2 separate regions of the Homo sapiens genome follow, and region 2 is linked to region 1. A link is an interaction called in ENCODE POLR2A ChIA-PET data of the cell type or tissue named here. Cell type or tissue: GM12878. All regions are shown on one strand. Links, peaks and the distances in the headings refer to the core of each region. The heading gives the core; the rest is flanking DNA.

Region 1 (6,496 bases), core at 1,100-5,099:
TGCAGCCCAATTTTATATCACCATGAGGTCCAAAAAATTCCAAGCTGTGAATTTAGTTTCAAATGGTCTTGGTCTCCAGTATCCCTAGCCATGTGGCAAAAACAAACAATTCTCTCTGGAAGGATACATCTTTATCTTAAGACTTGAAGAATGTTCCCTGAATGACTATCCAAGGAAGTGAGCAGCTCAGAGCCAAAATGAACCAAACATAAATGGCAACAAGGCACCATGAAGAAGAACCAGCAGAAACAATACACAATAGAAAAAGACCCACAAAGGACTGAGATACTGACATTATCCCTATTCTTACAATGTTTATGCAATCTTAAATTTAACTTATGGTACACTTCTGAATACTACAATTTTTAGAGGCATGTCTGAAGCCATTAAAAGAACAAGTCAGTAATAACACTGCAGCACACTCTTCTAACATAATATCTCAGATTACTTAGAAATGCATTCATAGTCTTCACGCAGTTCACTTGGCGGCCCTTCAACATCTGACACTGTTTGAAAGAAGTTGTTTACTTTCTGAACCTTTTCTGTCGTGTTCACAAGACACAGTTCTTGCATGCTGCTGTAAACATAACCTCTTTCTTTGGCACTGGCTTGCAGTTACCCCATACCTCTTATCACCAATTTGCAGCAAGTTTTTCCCCACTCTCTAACACACTGCACAACCCGCTCAGCAAAATGCTCTAAAATGCTCTATGCTTGATTATAACAAAAGTCAACTTTCTATGTTTATGAAAATTGAATATGGGAGGCCTCATGGTATACCACCTGAGAACTAATGGCCTACGGTTTAGAATCCCAGCCCCACTCATTCATTCAACAATATGTACTGAGCACCTACTATCTAAACACACTGTTCTAGATGCAGGGATACACCTAGTAAATAGGAAAAAGTCTCAGTTGCTATGAAACTTATTGTTCTAGTTGAGGGAGATAAGCAATAAAAATGTACACAACTCAGTTTCAAACAGTGTTAAGTGTCACAGAGAAAATAACAGTATGATAGTGGAGGGGCTCCCTTAGCTTAGGAGGTCAGAGAGGCCATCTGAGAAGGCAACCCCTTAGCTAAGAGACTAAAATAACTAATAGGAGCCAACCATCCAAAGATCTGAGGGCAGGCTGGGCATGGTGGTTCATGCCTCTAATCCCAGCACCTAGGGAGGCTGAGGCAGGAGGATTACTTGAGGCCAAGAGTTGAAGACCAGCCTGGGCAACACAGCGAGACCCCCCATCTCTTACAAAAATTATAAAAATTATCCAGGCATGGTGGTGCACACCTGTAGTCCCAGCTACATAGGAGGCTGAGGCAGGAGGATTGCTTGAGCCCAGGACTTCAAGGCTGCAGTGAGCTATGACCATGCCACTGCACTCCAGCCCAGGTAACAGAGCGAGACCTTGTCTCAAATAAAAAAATAAATAAATAAAAGAGGGAAAAACATTCCCGACGAAGAGAAAAATAAAGACTGAAGAACTGTGGCTGCTCTGAGCTTGCCTTTAGGAACAGAAAAAGCGCAGGGCAGCTGGAACATAGGAATCATGAAGAGGGTGTTATGGGATGAGGGCAAGGAGGAAAGTGGGGCCCAGGCCAGTAAGATCCTGCAGGTCAGAAAAGGTTTGGATTTTATTCTAAATGCAATGTAAAGCCTTTGGAAGGTTTAACTGAGGACATGACATGAAATCATCTACAGTTTAGCAAGATTCCTCTGCCACTGCTGCAGACAAGGTGGACTGAAACAGGGCAAAACTGAATGCCGGGAGACCAAACAGGAGGCTACCACAGTGTTCCTGAGAAAGAAGATTCAAATAGAAAGCATGTGGATTCGGGACTCAAAAATTGGATGTGGAGAAGGAGTGGGGAGAAAAAAGCATAATCAAGGTTGCTCCCTACGTTTAAGCTTGAGCACCTGGGTCTATGGTGGTCCATTTTCTGAGACGGGAAGAGGCCAGTTTAAGTTATGACAGGGGACGGGGCAGAGTGCAGGGAGGAAATCAAGAGGCCTGCTTGGGACATCTGAGATGTCTATTAGTTATTCATGTGAAGATACCTGGTAAGAAACTGCATATAGAGCCCAAGAGGAAAGTTAGAGCTGAAGTTAAAAATTTCTCAATCATGACTGTAAAATGGTATAAAAAGCCATGAGACTAAATGAAATCATGTAGGTAAAGTAAATGTAATTGTAGAAGATGATCCTGGACACAGGCCTGGGGCATTCCAACATTTCCAGACTGAGCAAAAGAGGAGCCTGCACCTAAGGAGTGGCTAGTGAAGCAGAAGGAAAACAAGAGACAAAAAAAAAGGAGCCCCCTGCATTTGAAAATGTTAGCACTGCCAGTGATGCTGACTTGAGCAGTTTCCTAGGTGTGCTGGAGGTGAAAGCTAGATTGGGGTAAGTTAAGGAGATCATCGCAGGTAAGTTGACGGTTGCCAGGTACGGTGTCTCTATAGAAATAGGAGACCTCAGCTTTAGACAAGGCTTTTCACTCCTGCTATGAAAAGGAACAGGGCAGGTGTGGTAGCTCACATGTATAATCCCAGCACTTAGGGAGTCTGAAGCAGGACTGCTTGAGACCAGGAGTTTGAGGCAGCAGTGAGCCATGATTGCACCATGCACTCCAGCCCAGGCCAAAAAGCAAGACCTCATCTGAAAAAAAAAAAAAAAAAAAAGGAACAGAAAACACGAGAAGACACTAAAATGAGAGACTAAGGGTGAAGGAGAGCTTCTGCTGTTACTGTAGTTTATTTTGCTTTCAAGATGGGCGGCCCCGGAATGGTGAGCCATGTCAGTGGAAGACACTGCAATGGTGGGAATCGTCTATATCTGCACTGTTCAATCCAGTAACCACTAACCACATGTGGCTAGTGAGCACTTGATATGAGAAACTGAATTTTAAGTTTTATTAGCTGAAATTTAAATTGCCATATATAGCTAGCAGCTACAAAACCAGGCAGGGCAGCCCCTCCAGCATGTCTGTAGACTGACGGACCCAGCTGTCCAAAATTTAGATGGGATGGTGGGAAGAGTGGAAGCTGACGGCTTCTATTTGTTCAATGCTTTCTAAATGAGGTTATATGCTGAGGGAAGGACGGGGTGGGGGAAGTGGGGGACAGGACACTAGGTGAAGTTCAAGGAGAAGTGAAAAGGAAGAAATGACTTCAGAGAGTGGAGAACATATTAAAGGAGGCAGTAACACTTCCGGGTCGAGTGTCATTTGAGATTTGTGGCAAATTTTAAAGTAACCCTGGTCAGAACTGCTGGCTTTTCTCTGGCAAACATCAACCACTTGGCCCTTCAAAGGTGGCCTCAAACTACTCTTTCAACCATCTCCTGACACTCCCTTTATGTTCCTCTGTGGTTTTCAATTTTCTTGGCTGCAGGATCTTTTTTACCCCCTTTACGTATTATATTCAGTACCCCAGTTAAAAAAAAAAAAAAAAAAAAAAAAAAAAAAAAAAAAGGACAGAGAGATGACAATGAGGACAAAAACAAGGCTGTTCTGGAGGAAACTGAGGTAGGCCTAAATTCCCCCACCAGCTTGGCCCCCTCCCACCAGCCCCTGAGGCACATCTAAGGAATCTCAGGGCTTGAAACCAAAGATTTACCCTGATGGGTGTTTCTCAGACTTAAATATGCTGACGATCAACATGTCTTGTTAAAATGTACATTCTGCTCCAGCAGGTCTGCAGAGGCCCAAGCTCTGCATTTCTAACATGTTACTGGGTTCTGCCACTGTGGCCACACCCAAAGCCAACTACTCACATTCTCCGCTCTGCTTGGTTTTGCCCGCTGTCGGACCCTCAGCTGCATATGCCTTTCCCCATTGTATTAGTCTGTTCTCACGCTGCTGTGAAGAAATACCCAAGACTGGGTAATTTATAAAGGAAAGAGGTTTAACTGACTCAGTTCTGCAGGGCTGGGGAGACCTCAAGAAACTTACGATCATGGCAGAAGGGGAAGCAAACACATCCTTCTTCACATGGCAGCAGCAAGCAGAAGAATGAACACCCAGCAAAAGGAGAAGCTCCTTATTTAAAATCATTAGGTCTCGTGAGAACTAACTATCACGAGAATACGATGGGGAAAACTGCCCCCATGATTCAATTATCTCCAGCTGATCCACCCACAACACCTGGGGATTATGGGTACAATTCAAGATTAGATTTGAGTGGGGACACAGCCAAACCATATCACCCATCTTCTGCAGCTGGGAGATTCTATCTAATCCTCAAGGTCCTCCTCATTGTTACCTCCTCTCAAGGATTCTCCAAGTCCCCCAGGCAGAAGTAATCATGATCCAGTCCTGGTTAGCACCTTGGCAGATCTCCTACCACTATATCCCCCTCTTGCTGTGCTCCAGCCATGCCAGCTTTCCTGCAGTTGCCATAACAAGCCAAGCAAACACCAGCCTCACGGCCTTTGCACCAGCTGACCCCTCCGCCTGAAATGCTCTTCTCCCAAACTGCCTCATGTCTAAGCCCTTCACCGACGTCATGCCTTTGCTCAATGTTCTGCACGGTCTATTTAATACCTTCCACCCCTAGCATTCTGGACACTGTAGTTATTTACACATATATTTATTTTACGTCTGTGTCCCCTGTAGTTATGCACAATTTGAGAGCAAGGTCCACAATATATTCATTTTGCATCTGAAGCATCTTGCAGTGTCTCCATATTTAAAGACAAGGTGAAATATCAAGTCAATAGCTGACATAACTTGCAACTAATGGATGTGAATTAGATTTCTGACACTTCAAAGAACCTAATCGCTAGTGGAAGTGTGAAAAATACAAGAAAGAACATAACAAAATAGATACAGAAAGCAAAGCAAGGGCACAAGGGTAATTCTAAAATGATAATTCATAACTCAAAAATACACAAGGATGCCAAGAACAACGATGATGTTCTACTACAAAACAGGATAAAGTAACCATTGATTTAGCATACAATCTGATAATTTGCTACCTCTTAGCATTTAAGATATTAAAAAAAAAAATAGGATAGGCATGGTGGCTCAAGGCTCTATTTCCAGCACTTTGGGAGGCTGAGGTGAGAGGATTGCTTGAGGTCAGAAGTTTGAGACCAGCCTGGCCAATACAGCAAGACCCTGTCTCTATTTTAAAGGATAGTAATAATGACAGCTAGCACATTAAGAACTTACCATGTGCCAGCAACTATTTAGGCATCTTACAAGTATGAATTGATTTAATCCATATAACAAACTTCCAAAGTAGGTACCATTATTACCTCCTTTTATAATCAAGGAACTGAGAGGCAAAATAACTTGTTCAAGGTCACATAGCCAACCGAACAAGGACTCCAGAGCTCTTAATCACTGTGCCCAGGTAGCTGAAAAACTATAAAGATTTAGAATTGTGAGGCTTAGCTTTAGGTAAGTTACTGTTTTAAAACTCCCTACAACATTTTTCTTAAATAAATTATGTACTGGTTCTCTCCCTACATGCTCTGAACATTAACAATGATTTTCTTTCTATGAAGGGAAAAACTGGTTTTCAAGTAGTTTTCTCCCATGTTAACAGCTAATACTCTGTCCATCCAAGAAGAACAGCTCTTAAGACTAAGAAAATAAAAGAACTCAAAGAAATGAATGATTCCTGAGCTTGGCCCAGGCAGCACAGCTCAGTGGTTAACGGTACCGTTGTGAATCCCAAGTACTAGGCACTGTGACCCAGGCGGGTAATCAATTCAGCCTATGCGTGTTCCCCCCCAAGAATTCTTCCTGGCTGCTGCGTGCTCTCCCCACTTTCTCACCCCACACTATCCCCATCTTATTCTTGCAAGGGTTCTTGATGGGGTTCCATGAACTCCCAAGTGGTCCATGGATAGAATTAAAAGGATCCTTGAACTTGCTAGGACATATCCTCTGTATTTTCATTTATTCCTTTAAAAGCCTCATTCTGAGGAGTCTATGGCCTTCACTGGACTGCCATAGGAGTTCCTAGTACAAAAAAGAAAAGAAATGAGGATAAAGGCAGACACAGGGAAATAAGCTAGGGGGGTTTAATATCAGTCTAGGAAAGAGGGAAACAAATCTGGTTAGGAGTGACAGAAGTGAGAATGGAAACGAAGAGACGGATTCAAGGAAACTCCCCAGGGATTCCTAACAAAATGGCATCTTTCACCTTCCTTCTACTTACCTTCCAAAAAAGAGGAATTGCCTCTACTTCCACTCATTCACTCCTTAAGTCTTTAAGCTTTCACAGCCACCCGCAATCAACCACAAGCACAGCCATGACTTTCAAGCACTTGGGAACATCTAATTGTGCCGACCTCTGTTTTCTCCTCCTGTTTCTTCTTCCTCTGTCCTTCCCTCAAAGCCAAGTGTCCCCAGTGTCCCTGCTCCTCCGGTGGAGATCTGACTTACCGATTCTGTACGGGCAGGTCTCAATGGTCTATCCCAGCCCTAGTGGCTCCCGAGCTCCAATCACACCTTTCCAGCATCCTACATGGTACTGTAACTGCAG
Region 2 (6,496 bases), core at 1,184-5,183, 310 kb after region 1:
ACCCTGTTGGCCAGGCTGGTCTCAAACTCCTGACCTCGTGATCTGCCTGCCTTGGCCTCCCAAAGTGCTGGGATTACAAGCATGAGCCACCCTGCTCGGCCCCACATGTTTACATATTTTTAAAACATACTTCTTCTATGAGAACTTTCCTGGATTCTTTGAAAAACTGTATTGAGTTATGGTAGACTTAAGCCTGTAAGGGCCACGGTGGCATTGGAGGCTGTGGGGAACAGATACCAGACCCCTGCTTTCCAAGGAGGCTGGGCCCCAAGTCTCCCAAGGCGTACGCAGTGGTTTGCCCTCATCCTCAGACTGCTTTATTTTCTGCTCTGGCTTTCTTCTCTGTTGTTAGAGTCTCTGTTGCTCAATATTCTCATCACTGCTACTCATCCATCCCTGTGGTTCCAGTCCCATAGCTTCTGCTTGCTCTCTCCTCCCCTTCCCTGTCCTTCCCTTCCCTCCCTCCCCTTCTCTTCCCTTCTCTCCAGCTTCCCTCTCCTTCCCTTCCCTCCGCTTCTTTGTCCTTCCCTTCCCTCCTCTCTCCCTTCCCATCCCTGTTCTTCTCTTCCTTTCCCTTCCCTTCCCTCTCTTTCCCCTTCCCTTCCCTTCTCTCTCCCCTTCCTTCCCATTCCCTGACCTACCCTCTTATCTCTCCTTCCCTTTCCCTCCCCTTTCCTTCCCTTCCTTCCCCTCTCTTTCCCTTCCCTCTCCTCCCCTTTCCCTCCCACCCCTTCCCTTCCCTCCCCTCTCCTTCCTTTCCCTCCTCCCTCCTTCCTTTCCCTCCTCCCTCCTTCCTTTCCCTCCCCTCTCCTTCCCTTCCCATCTCTCCTGTCTCCCTTCCCTTCCCTGTTCTCTTCTTTTCCCTTCCCTTCTCTCCCCTCTCTTTCCCTTCCCTTCCCTTCTCTCTCCCTTCCTTCCCATTCCCTGACCTACCATCTTCTCTCTCCTTCCCTTTCCTCTCCTCTCCTCTCCTTCCTTTCCCTCCCCCTTCCTTCCTTTCCCTTCCCCCTCCTTCCTTTCCCTCCCCTTTCCTTCCCTTTCCCTCCCCCTCCCCACTCCTTCTCTTCTCTCCCCTCTCTTTCCCTTCCCTCTCCTCTCCTTTGCTCTCTCTCCCTGCTCCTTCCCTTGCCTCTCCTCTCCTTCCCTTGCCTCTCCTCTCCTTCCCTTGCCTCTCCTCTCCTTCCCTTTCCCTCCCACTCCTTCCCTTCCTTCCCCTCTTCTTCCCTTCCCTCCCCCTTCCTTCCTTTCCCTTCCCTTCCCTGTTCTTCCCTTCCCTCTTCTCTCCTTCCCTTTTCTCCTCTCTCCTTCCCTTCCCTCCTCTCTCCTTCCCTTCCCTCCTCTCTCCTTCCCTTTCCTTTCCATTCCTTGTCCTTTTCTTTGTTTTGCTCTGCCCTACCCTTTGGCCTCTCTGAGCCTCTCCCCACTGGACTAAAAGCTCCTCAAGAACAAGGAATGTTCTAATTTGAATAGTTTATTTTCATCTCCTGTATTTAGCGCAGTGCCTGGCTGGCACTCATAGGCATTCACATTTATTCAAAAGAACAGAAATCCAAACTTTGGCAGGAAAAGGTTATTTCTGACAAGTTCCACACTTATAAATGATGCATCTGGAGCAAATGGGTTACCTTCTCTTTGTCTCTGTTTCCTCATCTGTAAAACTGAAATAAAAATAGAACCATTTTCATAGTGCTGTTGTAAGCCTCAAGTAAGTCACTACGTGTGAAATGCTTAGCGCGGTGCCTGGCACATGGTAAACACTCAACCAGTGTCAGTTTCTGTTGCTATTATTATTGTTGTACTAAAAAGTTTCGAGGAGCCAAAACCCACTCCAACCATACAAGGATATAAAGGAATTCAGTGCAGGGATGCAGAGGGTCCTCAATGGGACAGGTGACAACTGCAGGGCCTGCCCATCTCTCTTCCCCTCTCTCTTACTCCCTCCACCTGCATGGTAACTTACTTGCACTTGCTTCCTTGCTTGCTTTTTTTTTACAGCCTCTCCTCTAACTGTAGCTTGCATGTGACCTTGGTTTGCTAAGGGACCAAATCTGGCCCCAATTCCAAAACAGCCTTCCAGTTCAAAAGCCTGGCAGCAATCAAATACAATCTCTCTCTGTCTCTTCGTGCATTTTCAGGAGATGCAATCTTATTTTCACAGGCCATCCAGAATGTCAGCTGCCTCTGAGACAAGTGTTCCCCTTTAGTCCACCCAGCTATGGCCCTGGGAAAGACTCAGCCTTCTGCTCCCTTGCTAGGGACAGGCCACTTGACTGATGAGCAGCCACAGGACCTTATTGTACATATAGTCCCTCAATCAAAGTGCACCTTTCCCTCTGGTCCTCACCCAGACGAATGAACACATCAGCTTTCATCTTTGGTTCTTCTGCTCTTCTTGGATTTTTACAATTGTCTTATTTTTCTTACAGCTCAATCTGGTTCTTAATCCTAAATTTTTTGGGCAATCCTTCTGGGTGGGAACTCATTTTGTGTACTTGTGAATATCAAGCTGCTGATCTTCACACAGCTATAGTTTGCTTTATTGTGATATTTGACACTGATATTTTCCATAACTGTGAAACACTCACATCTTGATCTCATTAGATCCATGTCGCTTTGTTCTATAGATAAATCCCTTCTTTTTTGGCCCTTGGTGCTATCTTCTCATCCTTTGCAATACCGTAAATATCAATGTTCTCCAGGAGTAGTACTCCTGTTCCTACTCTCCATAGTTTTAGCTCCCACTCCAAAGCTGAGACCCTTCTCTTGAGTCCAGACCTGTGTGTCCAGTTGCCTGGTGGAGTATTCTGCCCTATCACTCTGAAGGCACCTTAAGTTCAATATGTTCCAACCTGAACTCATTGTTCACCGCAGCTCCCAAGCTCCCTCCCCCTCTCTTCCCTGTGCTTGTTCATGTTAATCATATTCCCATACAATCACCCATGCCTAGGAACCATCTTGAAGTCCTTCTCATTTATCCCCAATATGGAATGACCAAGACAGTCCTATCCACTCTATGTCTTAACTCTCCTACATCTATTTCTTCCCTTCATTTTCACTTTTACTTCCCTAGTTCAGGCCTTTATGTTATTCAATCACATCAACCTCCTTATCGTACTGTAAATCCTCCCACTTTCGCATAGCCCTCCATAAACCCGTCCTCCATGCATGTGCCCCCAGAGGTGCTAGCCCCCACCTTTTTTTTTTTTTTTTTTGAGACAGAGTCTCACTCTATCACCAGGCTGGAGTGCAATGGTGTGATCCTGGCTCATTGCAACTTCCGCCTCCCAGGTTCACGCAATTCTCGGGCCTCAGCCTCCCGAGTAGCTGGGATTACAGATGCGTGCCATCATGCCCAGCTAATTTTTATTTTTATTTTTATTTTTATTAGAGACGGGGTTTTGCCATGCTGGCCAGAGTGGTCTCAAACTCCTGGCCTCACGTGATCTGCCTGCCTCGGCCTCCCAAAATGCTGGGATTACAGGCGTGAAACACCATGGCCAGCCACTACACACCTTTTTAAATGAAAGTCAGATCATATGACTCTGCCTAAAACAAAGTTCCCTCTCATCTTATAGCTGAAGCCCATACTCCAAGCATGGCCCACCCTGGAATAGCCTTGCTTGTTTTGTGGCAAGTTCCTATTCATTCTTTATTTTCTTTACAGCTTTGTTTTTGTGAAGCCTTCTCTGATCACACCAGGATAAACATTTATTTTGTGCCCATTTTTTTGTGAATTTGGGTTTTTAATTATTTAGCTATAGTTTTTTCTCACTTTATCGAGGCTTAATTGACAAATGAATTATTATGTACATTTAAACATGATGTTTTGATATCTGTGTACACTGTGAAATGTTTACCACGATTAAGTTAATTAACACTTCTGTCACCTCAGAGTTCTCTTTCATTTTTTGTAGTTTCATGGTGAGAACATTGAAGATCTACTCTCTTAGCAAATGTCATGTGTACAATACAGTGTTATTAAATATAATATAATGTCTCCATGCTGTACATTAGATCTCCAGAACACAGCCCTTAGTCATCCCATGAAACTGAAACTCCTTTGTGAATGGATTCTATCTCTTCCATAGCCTGCACTGATTTGTGTTGATTTATTTGTCTTTCTTACTGAACAATGAGCTGTTTGAGATCTGGGACCACGCTTTTTTTTTTATCTTTATATCCGTAGAGCCTAGAATAGTATCAGGCTCATCAGGGGCAGTAAAAAATTATTTATTGATTAATAATATTAAAAATTACTTTAATTATTGAATGCTGTTTGTTGAAAGGAACAGATGTTTGACTCCTTTACAGTATGTCCAGGGAGAACAAATATAAACAAATGAGAATAATTATTCCTTCTTTGTACTGTCTTCACTCTCCCTCTTCCTCTGCACATTCTGGCAGCTCACTCCCCACTTCAAGATAAACCCTGAAGCACTCCTAGGATTTAAGAGGATTGTTGGCATGAGGAGAACACAGAGACTTTGGATTCAGACACAACTGGGCCTTGGTCTTCTGAATTGTAAATGAAAATGATGATCCCTGCCTCAAAGAGCTGCTGTAAGAGGAGAGATGGTGTCAGGAAAGTGCCTGACCATCACCTAGCACACTTAGGGGCTCAATGTGCGTCCCTTCTCTCTTCCCTTCTTAGCCTTTGGTCCATTGAGGGGTAGATTAGCCATAGCCCTGTTGTCCTGTTGCCTGTCTTTTGGTCAACCCTTCTTGTCTTATGACTATTAAAACTTTGGACTCCTGGAAATAGAATAAAATATTTTAACTGCATTCGTCTGAAAAGCCATTGGGAATATTTTATGTTAAAAAGAGTGAGACAATAGCAAAGACATGGGATCAACCTAAATGCCCATCAATGATCGACTGGATAAAGAAAATGTGGTACATATACACCACGGAATATTATGCAGCCACAAAAAAGAGTGAGATCATGTTCTTTGCAGAGACATGGATGGAGCTGGAAGTCATTATCCTTAGCAAACTGATGTAGGAACAGAAAACCAAATACTGTATGTTCTCACTTATAAGTGGGAGCTAAATGATGAGAGCACATGGACCCATAGAGGGGAACAACAACACACACTGGGGCCTACTGGAGGGTGGAGGGTGGAGGAGGGAGAGGATTAGGAAAAATAATGAATGGGTACTAGGCTCAATACCTGAGTGATGAGATAATCTGTACAAAAAAAAAAAAAAAAAAAACCCCATGACACAAATTGCCTATGTAACAAACCTGCACATATACCCCTGAACTTAAAATAAAAGTTAAAAAAAAATTTAAAAGAAGATCATAAAGGAAAAAAATAAATTAAAAAAGTGAGAGATACTGACAGAATAATGAGACATCGAGAACCATGGAGTGCTACATTTTTGAAAGGGAGAGGAGAGAAGAGATGGGAAAGAAGTAAGATCAATTACATGTGAAGTGTTCTAATATGGAGAAGAGAAAGGGGAAGTACGGATTTCTTTTTCCTGATGAATCTCATTACCATGCAGCATGTAAATTTGAAACTCTGTCTCCTGGGTGACCAGGCACCATATTACTTTTGGTTTCGAAGGCTTTAGTTGTACTCCCCTTAATGGCAAAACACTCATAGGAGACGTGATTAATTCGTTCCCTGGTTATCCACTCTCCTCCTTCCTTAGTCTTCACCGAAACCAACATATCTAACATTTCTTCTAAAGCTTTTCCTTATAGAGAACATTTGAATGTAAACATTTAAAAATAGCATTCACTAGATCTGTTTGTGAAATGTGTGATAAGTTCTGTCTACACTGTTCTTTTGTATTCAGACCAGTTTTCATGAACGTTCACTTGACTGAACATGAGTTTATTACACACATTTAAAAGTTAGTTGTTTTTCTGTCTCCTTTTTCATATCCTCTTTCCATGCTGATCATGTCTAGAGCCTTTTAGATATTTACAGCAAATGCTTTATTTAATACTTCTGTCACTCACACAATCTTGATCTACAGGATAATGATTTCCTAAAACATTTTTGTTTTTAAAATAATTTCCCACTACCCTCTTTTTACCCATAACTTAAACTGTTGTTGCTTCCTCCCCCAAATCTTGACTACTAAAGTCTTTCAGAAACAGATATTGTCTCTTAGTCACATGTAAACACCTTCTTACCTTCTTTTCTACAATTCATTCATTCAACAAATACTTATTGAGCGCCTTCTATGTGCCTGGAATTGTTCCAGTGCTGGAGATACAGCAGTAAACAAAAACCTTTGCCTTCATAGAACTTACATCCTAGTGAGAAGACAGACAACAAAGAAATACACACACTCACACACACTCACACAATCAGACACTACCCAGAACAAATCCTATCTCTACTTTGAACAACGCCTTGTTCCCATCCTTTTGGAATAAATTGGGTGGAATAGGACACCCAATTTGAATACATTTCTTTCAACATTGAACTCCTGGAGACTTTCACATCTTTATCACTCATGTGGAATTTATTGAATGCTG

What was found. Peaks named below come from ENCODE experiments on the same cell type or tissue, not always from the same donor. Only the 100,000 strongest peaks of a DNase experiment are listed, where the experiment ranks them.
Region 2: POLR2A ChIA-PET joins it to region 1 with 6 read pairs; 1 of 35 experiments calls an interaction of 5 or more read pairs at or near these places.

What each region holds. Positions count from the first base shown.
Region 1 is chr10:22,701,992-22,708,487 of GRCh38, forward strand. The region is part of intron 1 of PIP4K2A (phosphatidylinositol-5-phosphate 4-kinase type 2 alpha); the gene reads right to left. Among named protein-coding and RNA genes, the nearest start is that of PIP4K2A, 9.3 kb to the right of the region's middle. RefSeq lists an enhancer at 2,385-2,444. In GM12878, for the core only: no CTCF peak of the experiment used is centred there; no DNase peak of the experiment used is centred there; H3K4me3 peaks cover 1,667 bases; H3K27ac peaks cover 2,580 bases.
Region 2 is chr10:23,009,696-23,016,191 of GRCh38, forward strand. The region is part of intron 16 of ARMC3 (armadillo repeat containing 3); the gene reads left to right. The region is part of intron 2 of LOC107984215 (a long non-coding RNA gene); the gene reads right to left. Among named protein-coding and RNA genes, the nearest start is that of MSRB2, 83 kb to the right of the region's middle. In GM12878, for the core only: no CTCF peak of the experiment used is centred there; no DNase peak of the experiment used is centred there; H3K27ac peaks cover 200 bases.